Linked DNA regions of Mus musculus: region 2 is linked to region 1. The links are chromatin loops, found by intact Hi-C in ENCODE. Cell type or tissue: heart. All regions are shown on one strand. Each heading gives the region's core, and the rest is flanking DNA. Links, peaks and the distances in the headings are about the cores only.

What was found. Hi-C counts contacts between places; a loop is a spot of excess contacts. Peaks named below come from ENCODE experiments on the same cell type or tissue, not always from the same donor. Only the 100,000 strongest peaks of a DNase experiment are listed, where the experiment ranks them.
Region 2: a loop joins it to region 1, with 2.4 times the contacts of the local background. A loop is called at or near these places in 5 of 42 quality-filtered maps.

What each region holds. Positions count from the first base shown.
Region 1 is chr11:32,954,525-32,960,567 of GRCm38, forward strand. No RefSeq gene overlaps it. Among named protein-coding and RNA genes, the nearest start is that of Gm12111, 31 kb to the left of the region's middle. In heart, for the core only: a CTCF peak has its summit at 2,646; no DNase peak of the experiment used is centred there; H3K27me3 peaks cover 1,891 bases.
Region 2 is chr11:33,096,635-33,102,677 of GRCm38, forward strand. No RefSeq gene overlaps it. Among named protein-coding and RNA genes, the nearest start is that of Fgf18, 48 kb to the right of the region's middle. In heart, for the core only: a CTCF peak has its summit at 1,405 (motif pointing left); DNase peaks (open chromatin) are centred at 2,057 and 3,707; H3K4me3 peaks cover 485 bases; H3K27ac peaks cover 324 bases; H3K27me3 peaks cover 1,552 bases.

The sequences.
Region 1 (6,043 bases), core at 349-5,348:
ATGTTGAACCAGGCAAGCTTGGCTGGCTCAGGGAAAATCCTTGTCTTCCTAGTCTTTCTTCTTTACCTCCTACACATATGCCAGCAGTACACACACACACACACACACACACACACACACACACACATGGTTACTTTAATTTCATGTCTTCCATTGGTAAGAAACAGTGCTCACTGAAGTGAAGAAACAAGAATCCTTATAAAATTATTGCTGGAGTTGGAGAGGTGGCTCAGCAGTTAAGATCACCAGCTGCTCTTCTACAGGACCTGGGCCTGATTCCCAGCACCTATTCGGAAGCTCGAAATGATTCGTGGCTCCAGCTACAGTGGATCCAAACCTTTGTCTGGTCTCCACTGGCACCAGGTATGCACATGGTCCCCAGGCATGCATTCCAGCAAACACCATATACATAAAATAACATAATTTAAAATTTAAATGTAAAGGACTTGCCACTAGCCACAGATGATCAAGTCCTTCAGTCACCATATGCTAGAACTTAACCCCTTTCACAGCAGTGTCCAGATGTGGGAGCTCTGACATTTAAAAAAAAAAAAAAAGCCTGCAAAGGAGATGAGATGAGAGTCTTGAAGATGAGTTATGCAGCGGTGTGTGTGGCATCAGAAGTTGGCAAGGACCAACAGAGAACAACCGTAGAGCATCTTACCAAACTACACGAGAAGTTGCCAGCAAACTCCATGTGGACTTTTGGACAGGGGGTTGGTATTTGAAGCAAATTGTAAAGATGAGACAGCTGGATAAATGGCCTCCTCAAAACAGAACAAACAAAATGACCGTCTTGAATTGTCACCCTCTCTTATTCTATGAAGCAACAATAAACCCTTTCCCAGTAAGAGCACACTATGCAATAGAAGCTGGACTGGATATAACTGGGTATGCCCAGCTCAGTGGCTAGGCTGAGGAGACACCCCCGCCCCTGCCCCCCAACCACTTCTCAAAGTCAAGATTACACCCAGCAAAGGTCATGGTCATGTGAATAGTGAACCTGAAGAAGCGAGCATCTCTGCAGTAGGACCCAGAATCCTTGGGAATACGCCTGGGAGTGGCACACAGTCAGGAGGCAGTTTGTTTCCAGGCTTTTCAGAGGTCATCTTAGATCTCTGTGCTGCTCTGACTGGGAATGGCCCCGTAGGTTCATATAGTTGAATAGATGCTTCTCAGCTGGTGGAAGGGTCAGGAAGTATGGTCTTGGATAAGATGTGTGACTGGGGACAGGTGTTGAGGTTTCAAAAGACTTGTGCTGTACCCTTTGGTTTTTTTGTCTCTCTGTCTGCCTCTCTCTCTCTCTCTCTCTCTCTCTCTCTCTCTCTCTCTCTCTCTCTCTCTTTCTCTCTCTTTCTCCCTTTAGTGCCTGCAGATCAAGATCTGACCTCTCAGCTGTTGCTCCTGCTGTTTCTGCCACCATGGATCTTAGCTTTGAATCTCTAGTTTTGTGTATTTAACTTGGAACAGCCATTGAAAGGCTAGACAGAGACCACTGATGGGAGTGCCTTAAGGGACAGTAAAACATAGCTGGGGGATTTCTTGGGGAATAGAAGGACATAGGTGGGAGACACTTTGGGGTATAGTAGAATGTAGGTGGTAGAAATGCCTTAGGCAGTGGTTCTCAGATCTTAGACCCTCACAGGAGTCACATACCAGCTATCTCTCTGGTGGTGCTCATCTGTAATCTCAGACAGAGGATGACACAAATTCAAGTCCAGTGTAGTTTACATGGTAGGCTCAGCTAGAGCTACATAATAAGGCCCTGTCTCAACACAAAATGCCCATGAGTGTGGAGAAGGCAATGAAGGCCAACAGGCACCTGCTGTGCATCCTGCCCTAAAGGTAGGACCAGGTCTGTGCAGAGCAAAGCTGCGTGGCTGCTGTTCCCAGCCCAAGGGATAGGGATGGATGGGGTTTGCTTTTTGGCAGGAAAGAAGCTGAAAAGTTGACCAAAACTCTGTGGAGAGTGGAGAATGAAGATCCTGGTATGTCTCACTGTGCTAAATGTGTGTGTGTCAGGCCACTGCATCAGTAAGAGCAGGCGATGAATCTGAGGGAGGGAACCAAGCACTCTCTCCCTCTCCCTCTCCCTCCCTCCCTCCCTTTCTTCTCTCTGTAGTGGCTCTGTATTTGCAGCCACAAGCTTGGCATGCCGGCCCATCTTCTCTCTGTCTGCAGGGTCTGCTGCAGATGGGTGAGCCCGCACTGTGCAGCTCCTAAGACTTCTATGCACATCCCGTCCACAATCAGCATAGTCCTCTGGTTTTATATTCATTATGCTCTAGGCACTGTCATAATTGTATATAACTGTTTCTAAAGGTGGTAGGGCTCCCCATTTTACAGATAAGAAAACTGGGGTCTAAGGCTATGCGGTGCTCCTGATGAAGCCAGCTTGAGTCTCAAATGTGTCAATTCCAAAGCTGTGTTCTTTCCACATGCAGCCTTACACTCATTTATTTACCCTGGTTTTCCACATAGGTAAGTGGGAGAAAGCTGTTCACTAGAACCCCGCGGCTGCCCCTCAGGATAGATGTCCACTGGAGCCACCAAAATGTCCACTTCTGGCCAGAATTGGTCCCTGGACTCTGATTGCTCTAGCTGGGCTGGGATCTCCTGCACACAGGCTCCCCCTTATGGAAACAAGGGACATTCCCGTGCCTTGGATGTGACTGGGGACCAGATGCTGGGAAGGGCCCATGCTGCGCTCACCCAGTCTGGTGCCTGGAACCAGCTCCTTAGCCTACTAACAGCTCTGTGCTTCAGGCTTGCAAAGTGTGCGTGGCCCTTTCCCTACCGCCCATTGGAAGATGCAGTCTTGATCCATACGTGGTGGGATATTGGTAAATATGTAGCAGAAGCTGGCAAAGCCCTGTGGAGAACGGATGGTATCTACAACGAGTGACCTTCTCAGGGAGACTTCTCTTGTCTAGACATCAAAAGGAAAGCATTCTTTATGTATAACACACACACACACACACACACACACACACACACACACACACACACACCACATGCACAATATGCTGAATTCATTTCTTAGAATGGCTGAGAACTGCTTTCTAATCACAGAGCATGAGGCTAGTCTCGCACTCTCTGTGAGCCTCAGTGCCTCTTTCTGCAAAATGGGAGCAATGATGGTTATAGCCAAGATGCCCCCGCAAGGCTTGGGTCACATTTATCCACCCCTTTAGGTCCCAAGGAAATGTGGTAATCCTAGTGCTCACAGTGTTATAGCTGGGCTACATTATGGCCCTCGTGGCCTTTGCTTGTTAATTTAGTCATTTAAGGCTCTGCTTACTGAACACACCACCACCACCATGTGCCAGGCCCAGCCACCAGCAAACTCAATTCACCTCAACAGCTATCTCTATATTGCTAACAACTAGCCTTCGGATCCAGTAGGTAGGAGCCTGGGAAATGTTTCATTCCAACTGTAGGGAAAGGGAAGAGGGGACAAAGAGAGGTTAGACTGGCTGCACTCATGCCCCTCCTCTGTCACTGTGACCCCTCTTCCACAAGCCTTATTGTACCTTCAGCAAGAGAAGCGTTGGTGAGGTGCAGCCCACTGACAGGAAAGCTTGGTCTGGGTCAGACGACATCCTTGATCCAGCTGATGTTTGTCTGTCCCTGAAGACTCTCCTGCTCTATGGTACCCCACAGGGTCATTTTGCCTGTCCTTTTAGACCTCAAGTCACTGTCTTTGCTTCACCCAGTAAAGACCAGGCTCTGGCATCGAAACCTCAGTTTCCCTTTCTAAAGCATAGCCTATAAAAGGGCCCCTGGGGCTTGAATAAGCATCCCACTATGAAGCCATTGAAGGAGCTCAGCGGGACAGGGCCTCATCAGAGCCCTCCACAGATGGGTGGCCTTGTTGCTGACACTGTGCACCCTCAGGGGAGGGGCAGCCCTGTGAAGAGATTCCTGAGAGATGGCCAGGGGGCAGTTAAAAAGAGAAATCTTATTATAGGCTCACCTGGAAAGTCCCTCAAGCCTAGTGCCACTGGGATGGGTAGATTGGCAAGTCTACAAGAGTGTGCATGTTGTTGGGGGAGTCATGGTGCAGAGGTGGGTTAGCCTGAAGTCTCCATGTGTGCCTCTTAAGGAAGGTCTGGGTGCTTCCATATGGGGTGGTGACCAGTGTAGGTTTGGGAGGAAGAGGATGGTAAGGTAAGGAGCAGGCCACCTCCAAAGTTACCATCACCCTTGAATGCCAACATTCTGGGGACTAGATTTCAGGCCAAAGCCAGCTAAATGCCCGATGCTATGGGAGATGCAAGAGGGAATTAATGCCCGAGAGATCAAGCAGTAATCGTCTGGGGGCAAAGGAAGAACGAGGACTAGGTGAGGGGTCAAGTTCATGGGATTCGGAAGAGGGAATGTATCTGAGGGTTGTTTCCAAGGTGGCCCCATCGGGGCAGCATGATAGAGACTGTGGGGTATGAAGCCCACGAATATCCTTCTATCTAGCAGAAGGGCCAGATGGACACCCAGGGAATGCGAGTGAAGTCGAGGGGAGAGAGTGAGAGAGAGAGAGAGAGAGAGAGAGAGAGAGAGGATAATTAAGTGCTAAATCGTGCAGCTTAATTTATTGCTTGGACAGTTGCCTTGTGCCATAAACCCCATTGCTCTAATGAGCTCATGACATCAGACAGCAGGGAAAGTTTGCCTAGCCCATCACCCATGGTGACTGCAGCCATATGCTTGCATTGCTCAGATGCCTATCCGGGTGGACAGATGAGTGTTAGGCTCCTGACTCAGTTTACAATTGGGGGTATACCAACTACAGACAAGGCCCTTTCTCAGACTACTACCAAGGACCCAAGACTCCCATGCATGTTAGTCCAGAGCAGAAGGATAGACTTTGAATCTGACCATGATACAGGAACATAGGCCCTGCTGTGACATTCAAGGAGTTTCCCTTCCTACAGATGTAAACTTGTCAGAACCCTAACTCTCCTTGAATCACAGTTGTCTTATCTGTGAGTTCACGCAAAAAGAATTGGGGGAGCATTCTGGGAACCTCTGTTACTATGGGGAAATAGTATACTGAAGTAAGAAATAGGTTAAAGGAACTGTTGGCCTGTGAGTGCTCCCCTGCCCCCAGGCCAGCCACTCTGGGGAAGCAGAGGACTGACCATAGCTACCTACTGTGGAGGGCACTAATCAGTCCCTGTTTGGTTATCTGGTCCTGTAAGGGCATTTTAAGTTTGGAATGAAGAGAGGTTTAGACTGGGGGAACCCAGAGCTGCCCTTTGGAGAAGACGGTACAAGGGAAGTAGGCCTATGCAGATGAGACTCTTCAGGAGAGAGGCAGTCCTTGCTGGGCATGCTAGTGTATGCCATAGTCAGTGCTTGGCAGGCTGGAAAAGAGATAGCCCCTTGCCTTGGTTCTCTCTCTCTCTCTCTCTCTCTCTCTCTCTCTCTCTCTCTCCCTCCCTCTCTCTCTCTCTCTCTCTCTCTCTCTCTCTCTTTCTTGGCTATATATGTAGTAAGCCTGACTTTTTAAAAAAGATTTATTTATTTTGTGTATATGTATATTTATTTTATATGTATGAGTAAGCTGTCTTCATGCACTCCAGAAGAGGACATTGGATCCCATTATAGATGGTTGTGAGCCACCATACAGTTGCTGGGAATTGAACTCGGGACCTCTGGAAAAGCAACTCTTAAATAGCTGAGCCATCTCTCTAGCCCCTGCCTTGAATTTCTTAATAAGGACATTCTAAATGCCTATGTTGGAAATGCTTAGAAAAATGTCTAACTGGAAGGGTTGGAAGTCAGGACAAAGTGGAGCTGTGTTTATGGAATGTGCTGTCGTCTGGAACTAACTCAAGTATCCCCATGTTGGTGCTGTTGAGAGATGACAGAACCTTTAAGGGGCGGGGCCTACTGAGAGCTTCGCTTAAGGACTAAGGGTCCCTAGTCTGTCCTTTCTCTTTCCTATTTCTGGCCATGCTGTGAACCAGCCTCTACTGCCATGCCCTCTCACTGTGGCATGTAGTGCATGGCATGCTCTGCCTTACTGCATTCTCCCACACAA
Region 2 (6,043 bases), core at 756-5,755, 140 kb after region 1:
CTCTCCCTCTCCCTCTCCCTCTCCCTCTCCCTCTCCCTCTCCCTCTCTCTCTCTCTCTCTCTCTCTCTCCTCTCTCCCCTTCCCTCCTTTCTTCTCCCTTTCCCCTTCCACCCATCCCTCTTGTCCTTCCTTTCTGCTCAAGACAGAATTGTAGGGAACTGTGCCAAGCTCACAGAAACTTGGTTTCCTTCTTCCCAGAGAAAGGAGCTAAAAATCGGCCTGAGCACCAACCAAACAGCAGCTTACTGACAGTCCCTGAGAGGCCTCGTTCAGATGTCCAGTGTCCTAGAAGGGCCCCAAGGCTAGGCTCTGCTTGGCGGTCCTTCTCCTGCGGTGTCTGCTGAGGCTGGACCCCACAAAGCAGCAGCAGAAACTCATACACCTGCTGTTTCCTCTAAGGGCTTTCTTCTTTTCTTTTCCTTCCTCTCCTCTAACGGAATAACTAAAACTCCTTTATTGTAGTCCCAAGAAAGATTCCAACAGAACACTTTTTAAGCCTCTGATCACACCAGGCTTCATGATGTCCACTGAACAAAGCAAGACAAAGACAACATAAGACCTACAAGCAGACGTAAATACTAAATGTGTGGTGGGATCAATCTCAGTCTGCACCAGAGGCTTCATGAGGAAACACCTGTTTGAGCAGGGTCCGGCTAAGCTCGGACTTAGCACCACTGACTTGGGCACCCTGGGAGACACCCGCTCATCCTCTCTACACTTCTATTTAAAAGCACAAACATGCACTTCTCGGGATCCTTTGAAGACATTGGTGTGAACTTGCTCAGCATTGGTCCTACTGAATGCTTGTATGCAGCATCAACTGGGACCACCCAATGACATCCTCTTACTGCAGGGAGTCGGAGACACGGCAGCTCCAGATAATCATCCCCAGCTCATGGGAGAAGCTAGAAAATCCAGAGAATGGACCTCTGTGAAGGAGCAAGGCGCTCCTGTCAAAGGAGAAGCTCCTGAGAATTAGGACCTTTGTCCCACATCAACTCCCCAAGCCAGACTCGGTGCCACGCAATCGTGGAAGCTCCTCTGGGATAGTGCACTGCTCAGAGGGAAAGTGGAGATCTTAGTTGGGACACTTGACAGAGAAAATGATAGAGATTATAGGAATATAAACATCTGTCCTCCAAACCATCCAAGCCTGGGCTTTCAGCTATCTTGGCTGATCATGGTCCCATCGTCGTCGTCACTGGAAACTCGGTGGCCTTGGTGAGTCATTGCTGCTCCTCTGGAGCTCAGTGTTGAGAGGGGACACAGTACTATGATGTCCCAGAGGTATGGAAGGAATTAGTTCAGCGCACAGAGCATAAAAGTACGCAATAAAGGCTGTTCTTGCATGCACCTGGGGTAAGCTGCTTTGTTATTTTAGTCAGGTTGGGGATGTGCGCCCTCTAGTGGTAGAGCCCCTCCCAGTGGTGGTGCAGAAGCTTTCTGCCTTGGGGGGGAGGGTCGAAAAGGGACCACAGTAGATTAACTCTTCCAGAAGGGCTTTCCGAGGGCGAGAGCTGAGTTCCGATCCAGGGCCACAACAACGGAATCCAGGAGTGGTGATCTGTGTACATAGAGAGACAGTACAAAGTTTGAGTCTGGACCACTGGAAACTCTAGAGAACTCTTCACGAAGGAACAAACCATGTTAACTAGGGAGGAAGTCATGAAGGCTCCAAAGGCAGTACTTACTCTCCTTTTCTCTAGTAGACCCTCACCCTCTCCACCCTCCTGTTCTGCTTGAGTTGTACAGACCAAGGTCCACAGGAGTCATAGGACTCGATCCATCAACTCCCAGAACATCGGAAGCACTTGGACTCTAGAGCCATGCTATGCTTTCTGCCCTCCAGTGCAAGGTCAGCTTAGCCTAGCAGGCGACAGAAGCCGGGATGTTTCCTTGAATCACAGAGTAGAGTTTCGAAGAAGGAGAAAAGGCAGCAGGCGGAGTTCCCAGGGCTGGAGCCTTGCCTGGCTGGTCCCTGGGCTCAAGGAGGGTGGGAATGACGCAGCCTGGGCCCGGCAGGTCTCTAGAGTACCATTCGCCGGGAATTTGCAGGCAGCAACAGCCAGGAGGACTGCGGGGCTCTGGGAAGGACAGCTGATCCAGTCCAGGCTGACTCACGGGGGCTTTGTGTATGGGGCACAGCCTGTGCTTAGCATCCTGTGTAGTTGGAATCCGAGAGACACCCCCACCCCTACCCGTGCACACACATACACCACCACAGAGAAGCACCCTGCGCCAGCAGAGTGGGTGTACCTAGGGGTGAGGAATAGAAACTTCCTCAGCAAAGAAGGGTCAATTTGGAACAGAGAAATCCCTAAGGACTCATGGGAGGGGGTGGCAGAGCAGGAGGCCAGGCGCAGCTGTGGGCTGAGGCCACAGACTGGAGGCTGCAGAGACAGACCTTCCCTGGACAGGCCCCCTTCTAGTGCCATGTGTCCTAGAAACCTTCTAGCAGGGTGAAGCTCACAGGATACTCGACATGTTTTTGTGGGATCACCCAGAATACAGATGACGATGAAGCTGACACTGAAAAGGAAGAGGCTTCAAGCTCTTGCGCCATTTCTACCCAGCACAACTGTCCATGGCTGTCCTGTGAGGTTCCTCTGAGAACCAGACAACTGTGATGAGGAAGGAGAGTCTGTCATCCTCTAGACCCAGACATCCATCTTGTACCCCAGCTAGCAGCAACCACCAACCTAGAGTGTCTCCCCAGACTGTGTACTGGGGCTAAATGTATCTTAAAGCCATGCACGGTGACAGGAAGAAAGCAGTCTCAAACCCCAGCTCTGCCGTGAACTCACTGTCATTTACATCTCAGCTGCACAGTTTCCTGAAGTGACAGGTATTGTCCTCTGCAGAAAGCATTTATGGAAGAAAACAAAAACCGCTGCCATTGGTTGAACCCTTTGAGACCAGCCAATGTTTAGTTGCTCTGACCACACCCACTGCTGGGCTCTCGGTATGCCCCATCACTGACAGCTTCACGGTCCCATTAACTAAACTACACTGTCAACTAATGACATGTGAATAGCATACAGATGTCATTATATGTAGGAATGTGAGTCTGAGTGAGGTGGCAAGGCCCCAGAACACACTGAATGAGACACTCCTGCCCCTACCAGGACCTGTTGGAACTGAACAGATCCTGGCCTGGCAAACCAAAAAGAGAGTCTGAGAAGGGTTCCTCTTGGAACCTGGGAGTCCTGGGCAAGTCTGCTCACCAGCTACCTCTGAAGCAACCACTCTGGGACAGACTTAAGACTAGACACTCCAGACAAAGCAGCTAGGGGCCCAACTCCATTGTTTTCACAACTAGGGGGAAGCCTGCTGAATACTAAACTGGTAGCAGGCAGGAGGCTTGGACTTGTGTCTTCCTGGCAGGATAACTCACTAGTGAGGAAGTCCTCAGTTCAGACAGCTCCACTAAGCCAGGACCGCTTCTTTCAGAGGTCTAGCTGGTCCCTTTAAGAAGAAAGGGGCGGGGCCACTTTCTATCCCATGCCCCTCCAGCTACAGCTGTGAAAGCAGGGCTCATGCACCCAGACTGAGCTGGACTGAGAGCCTCTGCTCACCCCTGACCTTCCAGCCACCCCTCTGCCTCTCCTAGCCCTAAGTCCCCATGCTTTGGTCCTGGCCTCTTACGAGCCACAGTCATCTCAGCTGATCTTTCCCTGGCCGGGACTCCTGGCTGGGCTGTCCAGCCCTTCCCTTCCCACTCCGTGCTTGGCAGAAGGGTAAGCGGCTGTTCTCGAGCTGGGCCCAGGGGGGCTGGCCAAGGCTAATGAGTGCAAAAGAGGGCGGAGGGGTAGACTGTCTAAAACGGAACCCCCTTTCCCAAGGAGCCAGCCCCGCCCACCAGGAGGATGTGAGGTGAGATCAGCTGTGTACACAGAACACCGAGAATGTGGTTATTTAGGCTTCTAGAAGAAATGGCTGGCCAAAGAGGTTTCAGACCCACCACAAGTGCAGACAGAACTCACCTGCTGTCCATCTGAAGACAGCAGGTTCAGGCGAGTACTGGCCCTGCCTGGCACCATCCTGGCTGCCTATCAGTCTGATGCTTTCCCAAACTTGAGTCCCACCTCCCACCTCAAACCCCCTCCAAACTCAGAGGACTCCAAGCTCTTTGGAGTGTTGAGAAATGTTGGATACAAGTGCAGGCACCGCCACTGCCTCCGTCGCCTGTCTGGCCTCAGTTTCCCCATCTGTAAGATAGCAATGATGCTGCCCACCTGGCACTCACGTAGATGGCTACAATAACGAGCTGCTGACATTAGACTGTACTCGGGTGGCGTACACATGTCTCCACAGGTAGAGATCTGTCTGCTGGCTCTGCTCACTCACCTGGACTCACAGTCCCTGACCAGCCTGAGCACTGGGGCAGCCCCTCCTCTCTACTCTGCCATTTTCCTGTCTGAATATGACCTTATTCAGCAGAGAATGCACAGAGCCACAGTGTAGCTTTCCTGCAGAAAGACTCGGGGTTCCTAAGACCCACTGTCAAGCTGCCCCTGTGCTGTCACTGAGGGAATTAAAGTGAAAGAGAGAGAGGCAACCTAGAAAAGGACAGATGCCTAGACACCCAACATCGAGACTGGGTCTTCCACTGCCTCCACAACCCAGTCTTTTTTTTTAAGATATTTTCTTCATTTACATTTCAAATGCCATCCCCAAAGCCCCCTATACCCTCCCCCCACCCTGTTCCCCAACCCACCCACTCCCACTTCCTGGCCCTGTACTGGGGCATATGATCTTCGCAAGACCAAGGGCCTCTCCCACCATTGATGGCTGATTAGGCCACCCTCACAACCCAGTCTTAACCCTCCTGTCTCTTGTGCTTGCTGATTCAATAATGCAGGGAAGGCCCTAAAAGATTGCCTAGAGGCTTCAGAGCTCGTGAGCAAGCCAGGGAAGTGCAAATTCAGCTCTCCAGACATCTCTGGCCTTTCACTGCTTTGTTGAGTCAAAGAAAATACTTTGACCCTTTTATAGGGATTTGGGGAGGGGATGCTCTATCCAAGAGAAACAGCTTTTGAAGGCCTCCAGCCAAGAAAGCTCAGGGCAGGGCCAGGAGGGTCCTCTGATCACAGCATGGGTAGGAAGCCGAGGGAGCAGGAGCCAGAAGACAGGCAGGTAGGAGGAGACCCCCATTCCAGCTGCTGCATCTCTCTCTCTCTCTCTCTCTCTCTATCTATCTATCTATCTCTATCTCTATCTCTCTCCCTTTCTCTCTCTCCTTGCTGCCACTGCTGCCCCTCCAGGGGTCATGCAGAGCCACACCCCACCATGACTCTTAATATGGCAGCTTCATTGCACACTGGTGCACAGTCATGAACTCTATCATTCATTCCCTCAGCACCGTCCAGGATCCTGCTCTCAGGTATCCTGCAGTCACACAGGGCTGCCCCTGAAGGCCCAGTGCCCTGACTGGGGCTTGTGTTCTATGCACCCACTCTGAGATCTAGGCCTCCCTAGAGTCTTCTATGAAGTTTTCTACCCGATGTGAGCTAACAAGCAGGAGGGAGGTGTCACAGAGCACTAAATGGGCATTTTTAGCTTGGCCCTGAAATTGCACACTTCTCTTGCCTGTATTTCACTGTATTTCACAGTCACCCTGTGACCACCTAGCATCATTCTCCATTCCAGCAGCGTCCCCACTTCCTCCTGGGGTTACCTTGTCCCCATTACACACTTTCTATTATGCCATTTCTCGCCTGCTCCCCCTATACTCAAGCCTGAACCTTGAGCAGTGAAGCTCATGGGACGAAAGTGATGGCTTCTGGCCCTGTTATTCAAGCTCAGAATAAAGAGGCAATTCCCAACACCTACTTTATCACAGATATTTCTGCGTCATCACACTGCCACTGTCTGTGTCCTCAAGTCCCTGGTGGATGGAGGAGACCCTGCTGAATTCACTGATGTTTTCACTGGAGTTTAGCAAGCTGCATTTAACACACTGTATGCATTCAACAAGTTCTTATAAAACTGAATGAACATAAAAGTCTTAAGGCTGAGTATATGGTTCAGTGGTAGAGTGCTT